Linked DNA regions of Homo sapiens: region 2 is linked to region 1. A link is a loop called in an ENCODE intact Hi-C map of the cell type or tissue named here. Cell type or tissue: endothelial cell of umbilical vein. All regions are shown on one strand. Each heading gives the region's core, and the rest is flanking DNA. Links, peaks and the distances in the headings are about the cores only.

Region 1 (8,323 bases), core at 261-8,260:
GTTACAGCCATGTACCACCACCCCTGGCTAATTTTGTATTTTTAGTAGAGACAGAGTTTCACTATGTTGGCCAGGCTAGTCTTGAACTCCCGACCTCAGGTGATCCACCCGCCTCGGTCTCCCAAAGTGCTGGGATTACAGGCGTGAGCCACCGCACCCGGCCAAGAGGTAGACATTTCTAGGCAGCCTAGCACCCTCATTGCTACACATCCTGAGAGTTAAAGGAGACCTACTGTTTACCATGTGCCAGGGCCATTCTAAGCACCTTACATGCATTGATTCATTTAATCCTCATCACCTGAAAAGAGGTGACAGTCTTGCTAATGGGTATTATCCCATTTTTCAATTAAGGAAACCTAGGCATATAGAAGTTATATCACTAGCAATAATCACACATCCAGTGAACAGGATAGACTAGATTCAAATCCAGATAGTCTGGCTCCAGAGTCCAGGTTGCACATGCCCCCTCATGTGCAAACTGTCCCAGACACACAAGCACACACTGCCAGCCACAGTCCTTGCTCATTCTGTCCCCCACTGAACTCGCCACGCTGTCAGTGACTTGTACACACTGAGGGTTCACGGCAAACCATGGAGATGCCCTCAGCCACAAACCACCCAGGCCACCTATCACAGCAGCCTGTCACAGGCCAGGTGCCCAAGGAACACCAGGGCTCAGTGGGCCCTTGCCTAACATCTCTCCCTTGGAATTTTCCCAACAATATAGCCCCTGGAGGCCACAGCTGAGGGTCAGGGGACCCTCAACCTCTTCAATGGTCAGATGGATGCCTGAGGCCCAGAGCAGGAAGGGACCCACCAAATCACATGGCAGCAAGCCCCTGGCTGAGCTGCCTGGACCTTTACCCTTCCATCTGGCTTCACTGTGGCTGTGGGGGCCTCCTGCCCAGCCAGCAGGTTGTTAAGGGCCCCGGCCTTTCTCTTTACCCAGGCTTAGTGCCTGGAGCAGATTCCAGATCCAAGAAAAGTCTGGGGGATCTTCCCATTTCCCTTGCTTCTCCTCACTCAGCTGGGGCCCAGGAACAGAGCCAGGAGAGGGAGGGAAGCCTCCCACACCCCATGGGCCCAGACCCCCACTGAGCTAGGAGCTGAGGCCCTCATCCCTGCTTCCTGCTTTTGCCCCAGACCTTCTTTTTTTTTTCCTTTTGGTTTTTTTTTTTTTTTTTTGAGATGGAGTCTTGCTCTGTTGCCCAGGCTGGAGTGCAGTGGCACAGTCTTGACTCACTGCAACCTCCGCCTCCCAGGTTCAAACGATTCTCCTGCCTCAGTCTCCCAAGTAGCTGGGGCTACAGATGCGTGCCACCACGCCCGGCTAATTTTTTGTATTTTTAGTAGAGATGGGGTTTCACCATGTTAGCCAGGATGGTCTCGATCTCCTGACCTCATGATCCGCCTGCCTCTGCCTCCCAAAGTGCTGGGATTACAGGTGTGAGCCACCACGCCGGCCTGCCCCAGACCTTCTTACTAGCAACTGAGTGTCTGAGTCCAGCACAATTTTCCCTGCTGCCCTCATAGAGAATTCAATTCAGCCCCAAATACCACCCCCTACATACGTATGTAAACCCGCATGCGCAGAAAAACGTGCAGAAAAAAATACATGCACGCACACACCCCTAAGGCCCCTCTGTTCCCATCTCTCTCTGTTTATCTTCTCAGGAACTCCCCTTTCTTCCCATCTCTCCTTATTAGTGGAAGAATCCCACTGGAGCACCACATACCCGGGGAGAGTGAGAATGGCTTCTTTTCTTTCTTTCCTGTTTTAGGACACATTTCTGTTCTTGCGGGTTCTTATCATACTTACTATCTCTGTCACCATGGCCAAGGCTTGCAGCTGCTCAGAGCCACAGTTCCCTCACAGTGAGATGGGCATAATAAGAGCCCTTTCTCCTAGAGACGTACAGCAGTTAAATTAGATAATTCATTTAGGTGGTTAGTACTGTGTCTGGCATGCAGTGACTACTCAGTAAGTGAGGGCTTTAATAAAGTTGAGTGAAATGCTTTGAGAATTTGGCAGGACTGTATACAAAGTGAGTTTCCCAACTCCTGCAACCCGAGTTATGTAAGATAGGAATTTGTAGTAATTTCCCAGTAAGAAAATGGAGGCCTGGAGTCTGAAAGGTAAAACTGGAATGAAGATTCAAATCCCTGGATCCCAAAGCCACTCCACGCTGCTGGCAAATCCACTTATGGCTGGGAAAGTGCATGATAAATGACCATGAGTGGGCACCGGTAAGGGAGGGTGATGCTATCTGGTCTGAAGCTCTGCAAGGGCAAGAATTACATCCCTAGCATCTTCCAATAAGGTCTATCAGAAATGTCCAGTGGCCCAACCAAAGCCCATGTCCTCTCTTTTCAGGTGATGACTTTCCCCTGAGGAAGCCCTGTAGCGTGCCTGGAGGAAGGGGCTCTCCAACCCCAGCCCCACCTAGCCACCATGAACACTTCAGCCCCACCTGCTGTCAGCCCCAACATCACCGTCCTGGCACCAGGAAAGGGTCCCTGGCAAGTGGCCTTCATTGGGATCACCACGGGCCTCCTGTCGCTAGCCACAGTGACAGGCAACCTGCTGGTACTCATCTCTTTCAAGGTCAACACGGAGCTCAAGACAGTCAATAACTACTTCCTGCTGAGCCTGGCCTGTGCTGACCTCATCATCGGTACCTTCTCCATGAACCTCTATACCACGTACCTGCTCATGGGCCACTGGGCTCTGGGCACGCTGGCTTGTGACCTCTGGCTGGCCCTGGACTATGTGGCCAGCAATGCCTCCGTCATGAATCTGCTGCTCATCAGCTTTGACCGCTACTTCTCCGTGACTCGGCCCCTGAGCTACCGTGCCAAGCGCACACCCCGCCGGGCAGCTCTGATGATCGGCCTGGCCTGGCTGGTTTCCTTTGTGCTCTGGGCCCCAGCCATCCTCTTCTGGCAGTACCTGGTAGGGGAGCGGACAGTGCTAGCTGGGCAGTGCTACATCCAGTTCCTCTCCCAGCCCATCATCACCTTTGGCACAGCCATGGCTGCCTTCTACCTCCCTGTCACAGTCATGTGCACGCTCTACTGGCGCATCTACCGGGAGACAGAGAACCGAGCACGGGAGCTGGCAGCCCTTCAGGGCTCCGAGACGCCAGGCAAAGGGGGTGGCAGCAGCAGCAGCTCAGAGAGGTCTCAGCCAGGGGCTGAGGGCTCACCAGAGACTCCTCCAGGCCGCTGCTGTCGCTGCTGCCGGGCCCCCAGGCTGCTGCAGGCCTACAGCTGGAAGGAAGAAGAGGAAGAGGACGAAGGCTCCATGGAGTCCCTCACATCCTCAGAGGGAGAGGAGCCTGGCTCCGAAGTGGTGATCAAGATGCCAATGGTGGACCCCGAGGCACAGGCCCCCACCAAGCAGCCCCCACGGAGCTCCCCAAATACAGTCAAGAGGCCGACTAAGAAAGGGCGTGATCGAGCTGGCAAGGGCCAGAAGCCCCGTGGAAAGGAGCAGCTGGCCAAGCGGAAGACCTTCTCGCTGGTCAAGGAGAAGAAGGCGGCTCGGACCCTGAGTGCCATCCTCCTGGCCTTCATCCTCACCTGGACACCGTACAACATCATGGTGCTGGTGTCCACCTTCTGCAAGGACTGTGTTCCCGAGACCCTGTGGGAGCTGGGCTACTGGCTGTGCTACGTCAACAGCACCATCAACCCCATGTGCTACGCACTCTGCAACAAAGCCTTCCGGGACACCTTTCGCCTGCTGCTGCTTTGCCGCTGGGACAAGAGACGCTGGCGCAAGATCCCCAAGCGCCCTGGCTCCGTGCACCGCACTCCCTCCCGCCAATGCTGATAGTCCCCTCTCCTGCATCCCTCCACCCCAGTCCCCGGGAAAGGCCGGTGGGAAGAGGGCAGGGGCTGCATCCTCAGCCCCAGGGCCCTGCTCAGGCCTCACCTGGCTTCCCAGGACCCTGGGTCACCTTCCTGGGCAGCCCAGAGAGACCCTGCCAACTTTCCAGACTTCGCTATTCCCAGGCAGGGAGGGAAACCCGGGGAACTGGTTTTTCTGTTCCCTGCTGGGTGGGAATGCGCTCTTCACCAGGAAGAAGGCCCGGGAGGAGGATCCGGGCTTTGGACTCCTTGTTTGCCTTTAGGCAGGAAGTCAGGAGCCAGCAGGGCGGGCCAGGAGAAAGAAGGCTTAACATTAAGTATTCCTTGGCCCAGCAGCGGCCCAGATTGCGGTGTGAGATGGTGCCCCCTGGGGGGCACAGCCAGAAACTGAACTGGCCGCTGGGAGAAAAGCCAGATGACAGGGAGCTGGGGAATCCCCTCGCTTCATAGGCAGAGCCCGCCCACCTGGGCCCTAGGCATACTCTCCAGGATTGTCCACAAATGTCCTCAGAGGGTCCCTAGGTGGGTCAACTCCAAGGCAAATGTCCAAGCATCAGCAAGACAATGACACTGGAAGGGTCCGGCTTGGCTAGTCACATATCAAGTCCCGAGGCAGCAACAGGACCAGGAGCCAGGTGTCCTGACTGTCCTACAATATCATTTTCCTGGGAGTGGGAGTCAAGTGTGCCTGCTATCCAGCCGCAAATCCATACCCCCTGCCCCAGAGAAGCCTCAGTCCCTCCCTCCTGGCTCACAGCCACCACCTGGATGGATCTGCTCCATGCAGATCTAGCCAGGCCTCCCGCATGCTGCCTGCCTCCGGCCCTGCCCCACACAGGCCTGGCCCAGCCAGCAGGTTCTCTCCTGTGAGCTCCCCAATCCAACCCATGCATGGCCTCCCAGCCACCCGGATCTCCAGGCCCAGCCTGGCCCCAAATGTTCTTTCCTTTCATCCTCAGCAAGTGCTGAGTCTGTGAATAAAGCCACATAACCAGCGGGCACTAAGGGGCCTTCCTAACTGTGTTGGCTCAAGGCCTTGGTCTCAGGCCAGGGCTGAATGGGGCAGGGAGGGCCCAAGTACTTTGGAATGTGGGCCGTGGCCGTGAAAGTGGTTCTAGGAGGGCCAGCACTGCATGGTTGGATCTACTAAAGCCTGGGGACCCCAGCACCGTGGAGTCCCTGGCTCAGGTGAGTGGGGCTATAAAAGGCAGACCTGACCTCTGGAAGTGAGGCAGCTAGGTGAAATAAACCAACCCTGCCCACATCCCTGCATATTCTCTATTGGCTCTGCCATACCCGGGGAGAACAGAACTCTTCCAAACCCCCATTTACACATGAGGAGATAAGGCCCAGAGATCCAGGAGGATTGTTCAGGGTTACCCCACAGAGCAACACCCAGACTTCCAGGCAATTCATAACCTCCTGACCTCTGGACTGAGTAGATGACAGCCTAAAGTATTTAGGCCAAAACACTCCATCAGGATGACCCTCAGGTCAGGTTATAAGGCACTTCTTTGGTGAAGGGTCCCCAAAGCCCAACGCAAAGGAATTCTAGAGAGGTTAATCCCGTAGCCTGGAGTAGTGGTTTCCAAGACGATCATTGGGTTCAGTGATTTGCTAGAATGATGCATAGAACTCAGCAAAGTTATTATCCTCACAGTTTATTACAGTGAAAGAACATAGAGCATAAAACAGCAACAGCAAAAGGTGCACAGAGCAGAGACCAGGAGAGACCAGATACAAACTTCCAGCTGTCCTCTCCCAGTGGAGTCGTGCAGACAGTGCCCAATCTTCCAAGCAATGATGTATGACAAAAAAAAATGAAGTACTGCCAACCAAGAAAGCTCACCAGAGCTTTGGTGTCCAATGTTCTTACTGGAGGCTGATCGTGTAAGCATAGCTGACCACCCACATGGCTGACCTTACTTAGTCTCCAGCCCTTCCAGAAGTTAAACTGATACCATGTGGCCCAAGGAGCAAAGGTAAGCAAAAACACTTACCAGGCAGGATATTCCAAGGGTTTAGTGTTATCTTCCAGGAGCCAGGCAAGGCCAAACCTTTCTTTGAAATGTGCAAATGTGCAGGATTCGGATAATCCAGACTTGCTGAGTGAATCTTTCAGTTCACAGTGGTTCTGACCAGTAGCCCCAGTATCACCTGGGAACTTGTTAGCTATGAGAATTCTCAGGGTCCTCCTAGATTTACTAAATCAGAAACTCTGTGGAACTCGCCACCTATTTTTAACAAGCCCTCTAGGTGTTCTGATGCAGGGTAAAGTTTGAGAATCATTGGCCTAGAGGGATGAGGTCCTGGGTGGAGCTAAGCCCTTGCAGAGAGAGGAGTGGAGATTCAGCCCCCTTATAGCCGTTGGGACTCCCAGAAGCCTTTGGAAGAAAGCTTCCAACACGATAGGAAATGGTATCCATTGAAGATCTAAACAGGATAGGCTAGCCAGGAACTACAGCACTGTGAGAATGACCCTGCTGTTTGGACCTTCCTGTTTGGAAGGATCCAAACCCCATATCCCCTTCCCACCAGCACAGCTTACGGGGTTGTGAGCTCAAGTTCCTAAGAGGGCCCCTCCCTTACCACTGCTCCCTCACAGCCCTAAGGCCCCTTTAAGGCTAAATGCCCTGCCCCATGTTAAAGGCGTTGAAACTGAGGTCCTGGGAGGCAGAAGGACTGAGCAAGCTGAGCAGTGCTGGGAGAATAGGAACTTTGGGGCCAGATTAACCTGGTCTCTACTGAAGGCCAGAAGTGGAGGGGGTAAATCTGGTATTCACATCAGGAATGGAGCTAGCAGTTCACACTTGTCCCTTGTCCCAGATGCAGGTCTGACCTGCCATGTCCCTCACTGAACAACCTTAGGCATGTCTCTTCTCAGTGTCTTCATCTCTGAAACGGGAACAAGCCCTTTGCAGAAGTGTTAGGAGGATGAGAGAGATTGTAGGGAAATGCCCTCAATGGCTCTATGATCAGTGTTACCACGGGACAGGGCTGCTCACCGGTAAATGCCAGAAACCAGGACTAGTTTCAGACCCAGCTCTGACCCTACACCTCCAGCCTGAGCTTTGAAAAGCCCATGCCCCCAATCCAGGGAGAAGAAACTTAAATCCCATCATGGCTTGGTTAAAGCAGTTTGGGGGAACAAGTTTCGGCGGGAAAGGGTGTGTGCATTCCAGGAAGGCTTCCCGGAGATGGGGTCTGTGCCCTCAGTCCTCTGAAGCTAGATTCCTGCAGGCCCAGCTGCCAGAGAATTGGGGAAATGGGATAAACCCAAAGAGAGAGGGTGGCTGGACATGGCAACTGTCCACCCCAAACACTCCACCACTGCCCCGTTCTGAGAGTCTTTCTTGGCCCCAGAAACAAGGGCGACTACACGCCTGAGCTGGAAATAGGGAAAGAATGAAGCGGCTTTTTGAATGCTGTCTTCCCCTCTACTGCTACCAACCCCTTCTCCGGCCTGGAGAAGTTAGGATCCTCTCTCCTCCTGCGCCACCTTCCTTCCACTCCCACCGTGTTGCTTTAGCGCCATCTGCCGGCAATCACAGGAATAGCTCTGCCAAAACACGGCTCTTGTAACCCGCCTGAGCCTGCTTATCAGACAAGACCACAGGACAAGATGGAGTAGGTGATTCTGGCCACCCCAGTCCCTGCCCCCAAGTCTCAGCAGGTACATCAGACCCCAGAAGAATCAGCTTCCTTGGATACCACTATAAACTTGCAGAGACAGGCCCTACCTCTCTGGCCAGTATACCAAATTCACCAACAAGGAGATAGAAGGTAGGGGGCTTGGCATCTAGGAACAGCTCCAACTTCTCCTAATCCCCCATGGCCCCAGGCCTTTGGAATCCTTGGTTTTATTCTTAGGACACTGGCTGGGATTTCACAGGACTCATGCTGACCCAACTGGAAATTTAGACAAGTACCTGCTCACCTTTAGAGCACAAAAGTCTTTTGAATGGCCAGGTTCCCCACACCAGCCTCAGGCTCTAAGGGGCTTGAGAGAGCTTGAGGTTATTGCTTCTGACATCGTTGTTGTTAGCACCTTTGGTAACATACACACACTGGATAACCCCACAAATCAGACTATCACACAAAATAAGCCTGAAAACAGTTCTCACTCTTCACTGTGAGTCCCTGTCCTTCCCCTGCCCTTGAGTTTCACTTTCTCTCTTGATATTCCTGGCCTGGCTAGCACCACCATTCACACGTTGCTCAAACCAGAAAGCTGGGAGTCATCCCAGACTCCTTCTGTCTTTTACTCCCTGTACTCAGCGTATCTCCTGAATTGTTCACAAATTCATCCAGTTGTCTACATCCCCACTGCCTCCAAACTAGTCCAGGCTTCTTGCCCAAAGTGCCAAAACAATCCCTTAATTCAGGGATTAGCAAATTTTTTCTATAAAGGGCCAGACAGCAAATATTTTAGTTTTAGACTCTGCAGACC
Region 2 (8,323 bases), core at 259-8,258, 65 kb before region 1:
AAGACCATCCTGCAAGACCATCCTGGCTAACCAACATGGTGAAACTCCGTCTGTACTAAAAATACAAAAATTAGCTGGGCATAGTGGCACACACCTGTAGTCCCAGCTACTCAGGAGGCTGAGGCAGGAGAATAGCTTGAACCTGGGAGGCGGAGGTTGCAATAAGCTGACATCGCGCCACTGCACTCCAGCCCCAGCAAGAGAGTGAGACTCTGTCTCAAAAAAATAAAATAAAATAAAATAAAATAAAATAAAATAAAATAAAATAAAATAAACAAGAATGGGATGCAAAATTTACATGAGATAACAAAGAAATGTCAGGCTTCCCTGGGCTACTTGGAGTGGGCCTGTAAGGTCTGCAAAGTGGAACCCTGAGGGTCATGGTCCTGTGCCCTTACCAGATTTCAGATGAAAGAGCAATAATCCGAAGCACTCACTATGTACCAGGCAGTGTCTTAAACTTTTCACAAATATTAATTCATTTAATCTGCATAACAAGCCATTGTGGTAGGCACTATCATTATTCCCATTTACAAACGTGAAAGCTGAGGCAAAGAGAGGTTAAGTGACTTCTCCAAGATCATGCAGCTAACAAATGGTGAAGCATGCATTTGAACCCCAAGCAGTATGTCTCCTGAGTCAATGTTTTTAACCTCTTCTCTCATGAAGAATGTTCTTAACATGCAGATTCCAGCTCCCTCCCCCTAGGGATTCTAATCCAATAGGTGTATGTTGGCTTGTTGCAACTATAACACAATTCCTCCAGGTGATCTGAGAACCATAGGTGTACCACAACTGAATCATTTGACAGCTGCAGAAACTGAAGCCCACGGAGGGAAAGGGGCTTGCCCAAAGTCACACAGCAAGTTAAGGGCAAAGGCAAAATTCAATCTTAAGTCTCCTTATTCTCTGGCCAGAACCCTTTCCAACTTCTCTTTTTCAAAAGATCACCAACAGCTGTGGTGGGGGAGGACCATTTGAGCCCAGGAGTTTAAGACCAGCCCTGGCAACACAGAGACCCTATCTCTACAAGAAAAAAAAAAATCGCCAAATTGGTTTGCTAATCAAATGGGGAAGAGAGGAGGTACCGGGAGTGTCCTGGGGGCTGAGCCTGAGCTGCCACCCTCCAAATGGGACCAGCATCTGGGCATTCATGCTGGAACTCTAACCAACACCCATCTGCTGCGGGCCCTGCAGGCAGACAGGCATGGGAATGGGCAGCACCATGGCCCGAGTGGGCAGCATCGTGAGCCCACTGGTGAGCATGACTGCCGAGCTCTACCCCTCCATGCCTCTCTTCATCTACGGTGCTGTTCCTGTGGCCGCCAGCGCTGTCACTGTCCTCCTGCCAGAGACCCTGGGCCAGCCACTGCCAGACACGGTGCAGGACCTGGAGAGCAGGTGGGCCCCCACTCAGAAAGAAGCAGGGATATATCCCAGGTAACACATGCAGGGTGGGGTGGTATTGAGACTCAAGCCCAGGCTTCCTCTTCTAGCCCAAAGCTCTGTGTCCCTTTGTCCCCAATTGCCTGAGCTTCTCCTAGAATCCTTCCTGGGGATCCCAGCTCCAGGGAGCAGTAGGTATTTGGGGCAGAGAGCAGGTGTCCAGGCATAGCTGAGCGGAGACCCCCTGGGAGCCTCCATATCCCGGCCCTGGCCTGGAGGCTGCATACCCAGAGTGCCATTCTTCTGCCGCCCTGCAGGAAAGGGAAACAGACGCGACAGCAACAAGAGCACCAGAAGTATATGGTCCCACTGCAGGCCTCAGCACAAGAGAAGAATGGACTCTGAGGACTGAGAAGGGGCCTTACAGAACCCTAAAGGGAGGGAAGGTCCTACAGGTCTCCGGCCACCCACACAAGGAGGAGGAAGAGGAAATGGTGACCCAAGTGTGGGGGTTGTGGTTCAGGAAAGCATCTTCCCAGGGGTCCACCTCCCTTTATAAACCCCACCAGAACCACATCATTAAAAGGTTTGACTGCGCACCATCTCTCTGTGTCTCTCTTGTCTCAAAAGGAATGGCCACTCCATTTTAGTCAGCTTCCAGCCCAAGAGGCCATACAGTCCCCTCCCACCCACTCCATCCCCGGGACTTTACAAACCATCCCAGAAAATTAGAAAAGACTCTTGCCTTTGCCCCTTTCTATCCCTCCCTCTTCCCTCCCCCATCCTCTAACCTATTCAAATATTTCTGTGAGATTTAGCTAAATATCTAATGCTCCTCCCTTCCCTGTCAGGCTGGAAACTGACAAGGGCTGAAATGACAGGCTGAAATGAAAGCAGCCAATCAGAGGCTTTGTTTCAAGCTCCTCCCACTCTGAGAGCAGATGGGAACCTCTGACAGCAAAGGAGAAGAAAAAGGACAATAGCTGGCCAGGTGTGGTGGCTCACACCTGTAATCCCAGCACGTTGGGAGGCCGAGGCGGGTGGATCACTTGAGCCAGGAGTTCAAGACCAGCCTGGGCAACATAGCGAGACGCTGCCTCTATTTAAAAAAAAAAAAAAAAAAAAAAAGACAACAGCTATGACTTCAGGATGTTGGCCCCTCTAGCAGCATGCTCAGGATGATGGAATCTCTAGATTCCAGCAGGGTCTGGACTCAAAACCCGCTCTAGATTAGCCTGCTAGCTAACCTAATCCTGCCTGCTGCACTACCTGAGCTCTCTTGGTTGTTCTGCCTCCTGTAGGCTCTGGGCTGGTGGAGGGAAGAGAAGAGGGAAGGGGGAGTGGGGAACATACCCAGTGAGACCCAGCACTGAATGCTAACTATGTGCCAGGCACTGTCCTAAGCCATTTGCCTATATTAACTCATTTACTCCTCCCTGTAACCCTTGGAGATTACTACAATTATTCCCTATTTTACAGATAAGAAAATCAAGACACAGAGAGGTTAAGTAACCTGTCCAGTTCACACAGCTGGTAAATTGTGGAGTCAGGATGAGAATCCAGACAATCTGGCACCAGGATATGTGTGCCTGACCCCTCTGCTGCCAGGAGCTGTGAGGCATTGAAACTTTAGCCTCTTTCACCCCCAGGACCCAGCTTCTCCTCCTTCCTTCTGGGCTGAAAAGAAAAGGACGAGAAGGGGAGGAAGGGAGATGATCATGGGAGGAACCATGTGAAAGGAGTTGGGGGGAAGGCAATTTAAGGGTTACAGTCAGGAAAAGACCAGGATGTCCAGCATCTGTGTCCTCAAAATAGCTCACTTCAGGGAAGCCTGGGGCAGCCCGAGAAGGGCAGCCCGAGAAATGCAGCCCTGTTCACACCTACAGGTGGCAGGAGTGAGGCCTGCCGCACCCTGCCATAAATGCTCGCTGGCACACTGCCTGGAACCCTATCCCCAGCAGCCAGCCTGGCCCGCGAGCCAGCCCCTTATCCCCCAGGGGAAAGTCTACATTCATTACTTGAGCTGTACACACTGCCTTCCAGGTGGGACCCTGGCCAGGGGCTCAGGTTGACTTAGGGCAATCTGGAAAGAGAGGTTGGCCTGAAGATCCCCTGAAAAAAAACCACACAGCCCGGGGAGAGCTCACAGCAACTCAGACAACAGGACTCTCAGGGCAAATCTGGGCACAGCAGAAATCACCACAACCCACCTCACCTCCTGGAACATCTGAAGCCTTGGTGTTCCCCCTTGGTGCTGAAACTCCTCATGCTCCCATTGGTTGCTTGTGGGTCATCAGCCCCAGTCATCCTGCAGTTTCTCAGGCAGCACTGCCCTCATGGATGAGCCTCGTGGAGTGTCTGGACTGAGACCGGGAGTCGAGACACATGGATTTAGCCCTGCTTCTGCAGATCCCGGGTTTTGAGACCAGTGACTTGGCCTACCACTGGCTCCAGACCCTGCCAGCAACTCTGACATGCCCTGGCTCCTCCTGCAAGTCTCTCATCTCTGTGCTCAGATCACCTGGTATCTGCAGATGCCTCAGCAAGGCTGCCCAGAGCCAGCTGTAGCCTGCCCCAGCTGCACCCCAACTGGTAAAAGTCCTGGGTGCTGATTCAGCCAGCTCAGACCATTCACACAGAATCCATTCCCCTAGCTCCTGGCCTGGGACTTCCTATACTCATCCTGTGCCCTTGACAAAAGAGAACCCTACCTTCCTCCCACTTCTAAGTCACCAGTAAGTGACTTCTGACCTTGCCTCCCCAAGGAGTCAGCCCCAAACACAGGCTCAGATCCCATCCTCTAGCCTTGGCCCTGAGGCTGAGTTGGGACACTGTCATGCCCCACCAGAGTGGCCTCAGATGCTCTCCCCCTTTTTTTTTTTTCCTGAGACAGTGTCTTTCTCTGTTGCCCAGGCTGGAGTGCAGTGACACGATCTCAGCTCACTGCAACCTCCGCCTCCCGGGTTCAAGGAATTCTCACTGCAATGTCAGCCTCCCAAGTAGCTGGGATTATAGGTGCATACCACCACACCTGGCTAATTTTTCTATTTTTAGTAGAGACAGGGTTTCACCATGTTAGCCAGGCTGGTCTTGAACTCCTGACTTCAAGTGATCCGTTCGCCTCAGCCTCCCAAAGTGCTGAGATTACAGGCATGAGCCACTGCACCTGGCCTATCTCCAGTTTTGACCACAGGTCCTATCCTCAGCCAGCTTGGCAGGGCCTTGTAGCCACCCTCAGTTTCCTGGCCAGGATGGCACACTCAGGAGGATCCTCAACTGCCTGGTCCTGTAGAGTGCCACATTCTCAGGGCTCCATGCCATCATCCCAGGTCCCACCTTGACAGCCCCAGTTTCACACCACTCCAAGCCCCTCCCTTAGGCTCTTCTCTCCCCTTTCCTGGGAGTTTGCATGACCCATTTGGGTCACATATAGAGCAGATGCCCAAATAGCTAAATTTCATATCATGTGGGAAGCTGAATAATGGTCCCCAAATATGCCCACATCCTAATCTCTGGAACCTGTATGTTACCTTACATGGTAAAAGCGATTTTGCAGTTGTGATTAAACTAAGGATTTTGAGATCAGGGGTGGGTTATCCTGGATTATCTGGGTGGACCCGATGTGGTCACAACAGTACTTATAGGAGAAAGGCAGGAGATCAGAGTGGGTAGTAGATGAGACAACAGAAGCAAGAGGGTGGAGTGAAGCAAGAAAGGACCAAAAAGAATTTTTAAAAAACACATTCAAGTCAAAACAGAGACCATAAACCTCAATTCATTCAATAACTTATCATTCAAACCACTAAGTAAACGCATTTGGTGTTGTCAAAAAAAAAAAAAAAAAAAAAGAAGGAACCACCAGCCAAAGAATGCAAATGGCCTCTAAAAGGCAAGGAAATGGATTCTCCCCTAAAGCCTGCAGAAGAAACGCAGCTGGGTCGACATATTGATTTTTTTTTCTTTTTTTTTTTTTTTTGAGGCGGAGTCTCACTCTGTCACCCAGGCCGGAGTGCAGGGGCGCAATCTCGGCTCACTGCAACCTCCACCTCCTGGGTTCAAGCAATTCTCCTGCCTCAGCCTCCCGAGTAGCTGGGATTACAGGCACGTATCACCATGCCCAGCTACTTTTTGTATTTTTTGTAGAAATGGGGTTTCGCCATGTTGGCCAGGCTGCCTTCCGAGTTCAAGTGATTCTCCCACCTCAGCCTCCCAAATAGCTGGGACTACAGGCGTGCACCATCATGCCCCGCTAATTTTTGTATTTTTAGTAGAGACAGGGTTTCACCATGTTGGACAGGCTGGTCTCGAACTCCTGACCCTAGGTGATCCGCCTGCCTTGCCCTCCCAAACTGCTAGAATTACAGGCGTGAGCTACCACGCCCTGCTGACATATTGATTTTAGACATCTGGCCTCCAGAATTACAAGAGAACAAATCTGTACTGTTTTAAGCCACTAAATTTGTGGCAGTTTGTTAACAACAGCAATATGAAACTGATATGCATCCCTTGTTCTTAGATTCCTCCAGGGAGGCCTCTGGAGATTTTCTTTTTCCCATGCACTATAATTTTTGTAGGGATGGGTTGTAATGTCTGGATCATCACAGGCCTCACCTCTTCCTACTGTCTTATAGCTTGTCGGATTCACAGAGTCTAAATTAGCCACTAGCCCTTGTAGACACTTAAGTTTGGGACTCCTAGACTGCTCTGTGCTACACTCCCACCACTACCATTCCTTGTGTTTAAAAATTGTGAAAGGAAAATTGTGTCATAGGTGCAGGAAGCAAAAGGAAAACACTGACTGGGTAGACTCCATTGCCCCACTGCACCTCCTCTTTCAAGAAAACCATTTGGATGTTCTCTGAGATGTGACTGTCTCCATGTGGTTCATGTCATAGTCATAGAACAGCGGAAGACTCTACTGCAAAAATGCTGTAGTAATGACCGGGTGCGGTGGCTCATGCCTGTAATCCCAGCACTTTGGGAAGTTGAGGCAGGCGAATCACCTGAGGTCAGAAGTTCAAGACCATCCTGGCCAACGTGGTGAAACCCCATCTCTACTAAAAGTACAAAAATTAGCTGGGTGTGGTGGTGGTTGCCTGTAATCTCAGCTACTCAGGAGGCTGAGGCAGGAGAAGCTTGAACCTGGGAGGTGAAGGTTGCAGTGAGCCGAGATCGTGCCACTGCACTCCAGCCTGGGCAACAAGAGCGAGACTCCTCTCAAAAAAAAAAATTCTGCAGTAATAAGCTAGATGAACTTGAGGCTCAGTTCCCTGACCCATTCTAGTGAGGTCTGCTCCTCCTAAACCCCTCCCCCGATAGAATCCTGCACCCCAGTAGCAATAGTAAGTGCCATGTGAACCACACCCATAGAAGAGACCAAGCAGCCTGTAAGGGCTGAATGTAGGGTTTAGATGTAGGTGGCGGACAACGTTGAGTCTGGATGGATGTCCAGAACTGTGGCAGCCATCCTGTAACCCAGAGGGAAACCGGAGCATGGACTAAGGCAACCAATGAGGATATTGTAATGGAAAGATGGAACTAATCTGGGGTTTGATGATTTAACCCCACCAATTTAATCAATACTGGCACCACCTACCTCTGCTCTGATTGTTAAGGGTAACAATTTAAGTCCTCCTTATACTTTAAGCCGGTGTGAGTTCGTTTTTCTATGATTTGTGGTCAAAGATATCTTATATTTTTACAGCTTTATTGAAATACAACAGACAGATAATTAGTTGCTCAGGTGGTGGTGGTGTTGGTATTGTTGAGACAGGCTCTCGCTCTTGGCCCCAGGCTGGAGTGCAGTGGTGAGATCACAGCTCACTGCAGCCTTAACCTTCTGGGCTCAAGCAATTATCCCATGTCAGCCTCCTGAACAGCTGGGACTACAGGCAAGGGCCACCACTCCTAGCTAATGTTTGTATTTTTTTGAAGAGACAGGGTCTCCCTATGATGCCCAGGCAGAGTCGCTCATATTTACAGTGTAAAATCGGATGAGTTTCAACACATGCATACATCCATGAAACCATCACTACAATCAAGACAATGAACATATCCATCACCACCAAAAGTTTTCTCATGCTCCTTCTAGACATAGGTTTCTACTTCTCTTGAACCAGATTCTCTTGCCCAGATTAGTTTCATCTTTCCATTATATTATCCTTAAATATCAAGGAGTGGAATGGCTGAGTACTATGTAACGTGTATGTTTAACTTTTTAAGAAACAGCCAAACAGCCGGGTTTGGTGGCTCATGCCTATAATCCCAGTAACTCAAGAGGCTGACGCAGGAGGACCCCTTGACCCCAAGAGTTCAAGACCAGCCTGGACAACATAGCAAGACCCTGTCTCTAAAAAATAAAAATAAATAAACAATTTTAAACCATGTTTTTAGTAGAGACAGGGTCTCGCCATGTTACCCAGGCTGATGTCAAACTCCTGGCCCCAAGTGCTGGGGTTGTAGGCATGAGCTAACACACCAGCCAAAATTTTACAAAAAGAAATAGCCAAACAATTTTCTTAACATTTTATATTCCCACCAGCTGTATATGAGAGATCCAGTTGTTCCACATCTTTGTCAAAACTTGGTATGATTGCTTTTTTTGTTGTTGTTTTTTGAGATGGAGTCTCTCTCCGTAGCCCAGGCTGGAGTGCAGTGGTGCGATCTCTGCTCACTGCAACCTCCACCTCTTGGATTCAAGCAATTCTCCTGCCTCAGCCTCCTGAGTAGCTGGGATTACAGGTGCGCACCACCACACCCAGCTAATTTTTTTGTATTTTTAATAGAGATGAGGTTTTGCCGTGTTGGCCAGGCTGATCTCGAACTCCTGACCTCAAATGATCCACCTGCCTCAGCCTCTCAAAGTGCTGGGATTACAGGCATGAGTCACCATGCCTGGTCTGACTGCTGTTTTTAACTTAAGCCATTCTAGTGAATG

What was found. A loop is a pair of places that touch in the nucleus more often than their neighbours do. Peaks named below come from ENCODE experiments on the same cell type or tissue, not always from the same donor. Only the 100,000 strongest peaks of a DNase experiment are listed, where the experiment ranks them.
Region 2: a loop joins it to region 1, with 8 times the contacts of the local background. A loop is called at or near these places in 36 of 110 quality-filtered maps.

The regions. Positions count from the first base shown.
Region 1 is chr11:62,905,230-62,913,552 of GRCh38, reverse strand. It overlaps CHRM1 (cholinergic receptor muscarinic 1), which reads left to right. Exons shown (of 2, transcript NM_000738.3): 2 at 2,375-4,874. The coding sequence starts at 2,453. The coding sequence ends at 3,835. CHRM1-AS1 (CHRM1 antisense RNA 1) reads right to left here and starts at 4,146. Exons shown (of 3, transcript NR_199052.1): 1 at 3,938-4,146; 2 at 2,708-2,950. In endothelial cell of umbilical vein, for the core only: CTCF peaks have their summits at 4,247 (motif pointing left) and 7,416 (motif pointing left); DNase peaks (open chromatin) are centred at 4,232 and 7,402.
Region 2 is chr11:62,970,262-62,978,584 of GRCh38, reverse strand. SLC22A6 (solute carrier family 22 member 6) reads left to right here. Exons shown (of 10, transcript NM_153276.3): 9 at 1,198-1,401; 10 at 1,704-1,988. The coding sequence ends at 1,791. Among named protein-coding and RNA genes, the nearest start is that of SLC22A6, 11 kb to the left of the region's middle. In endothelial cell of umbilical vein, for the core only: a CTCF peak has its summit at 3,269; no DNase peak of the experiment used is centred there.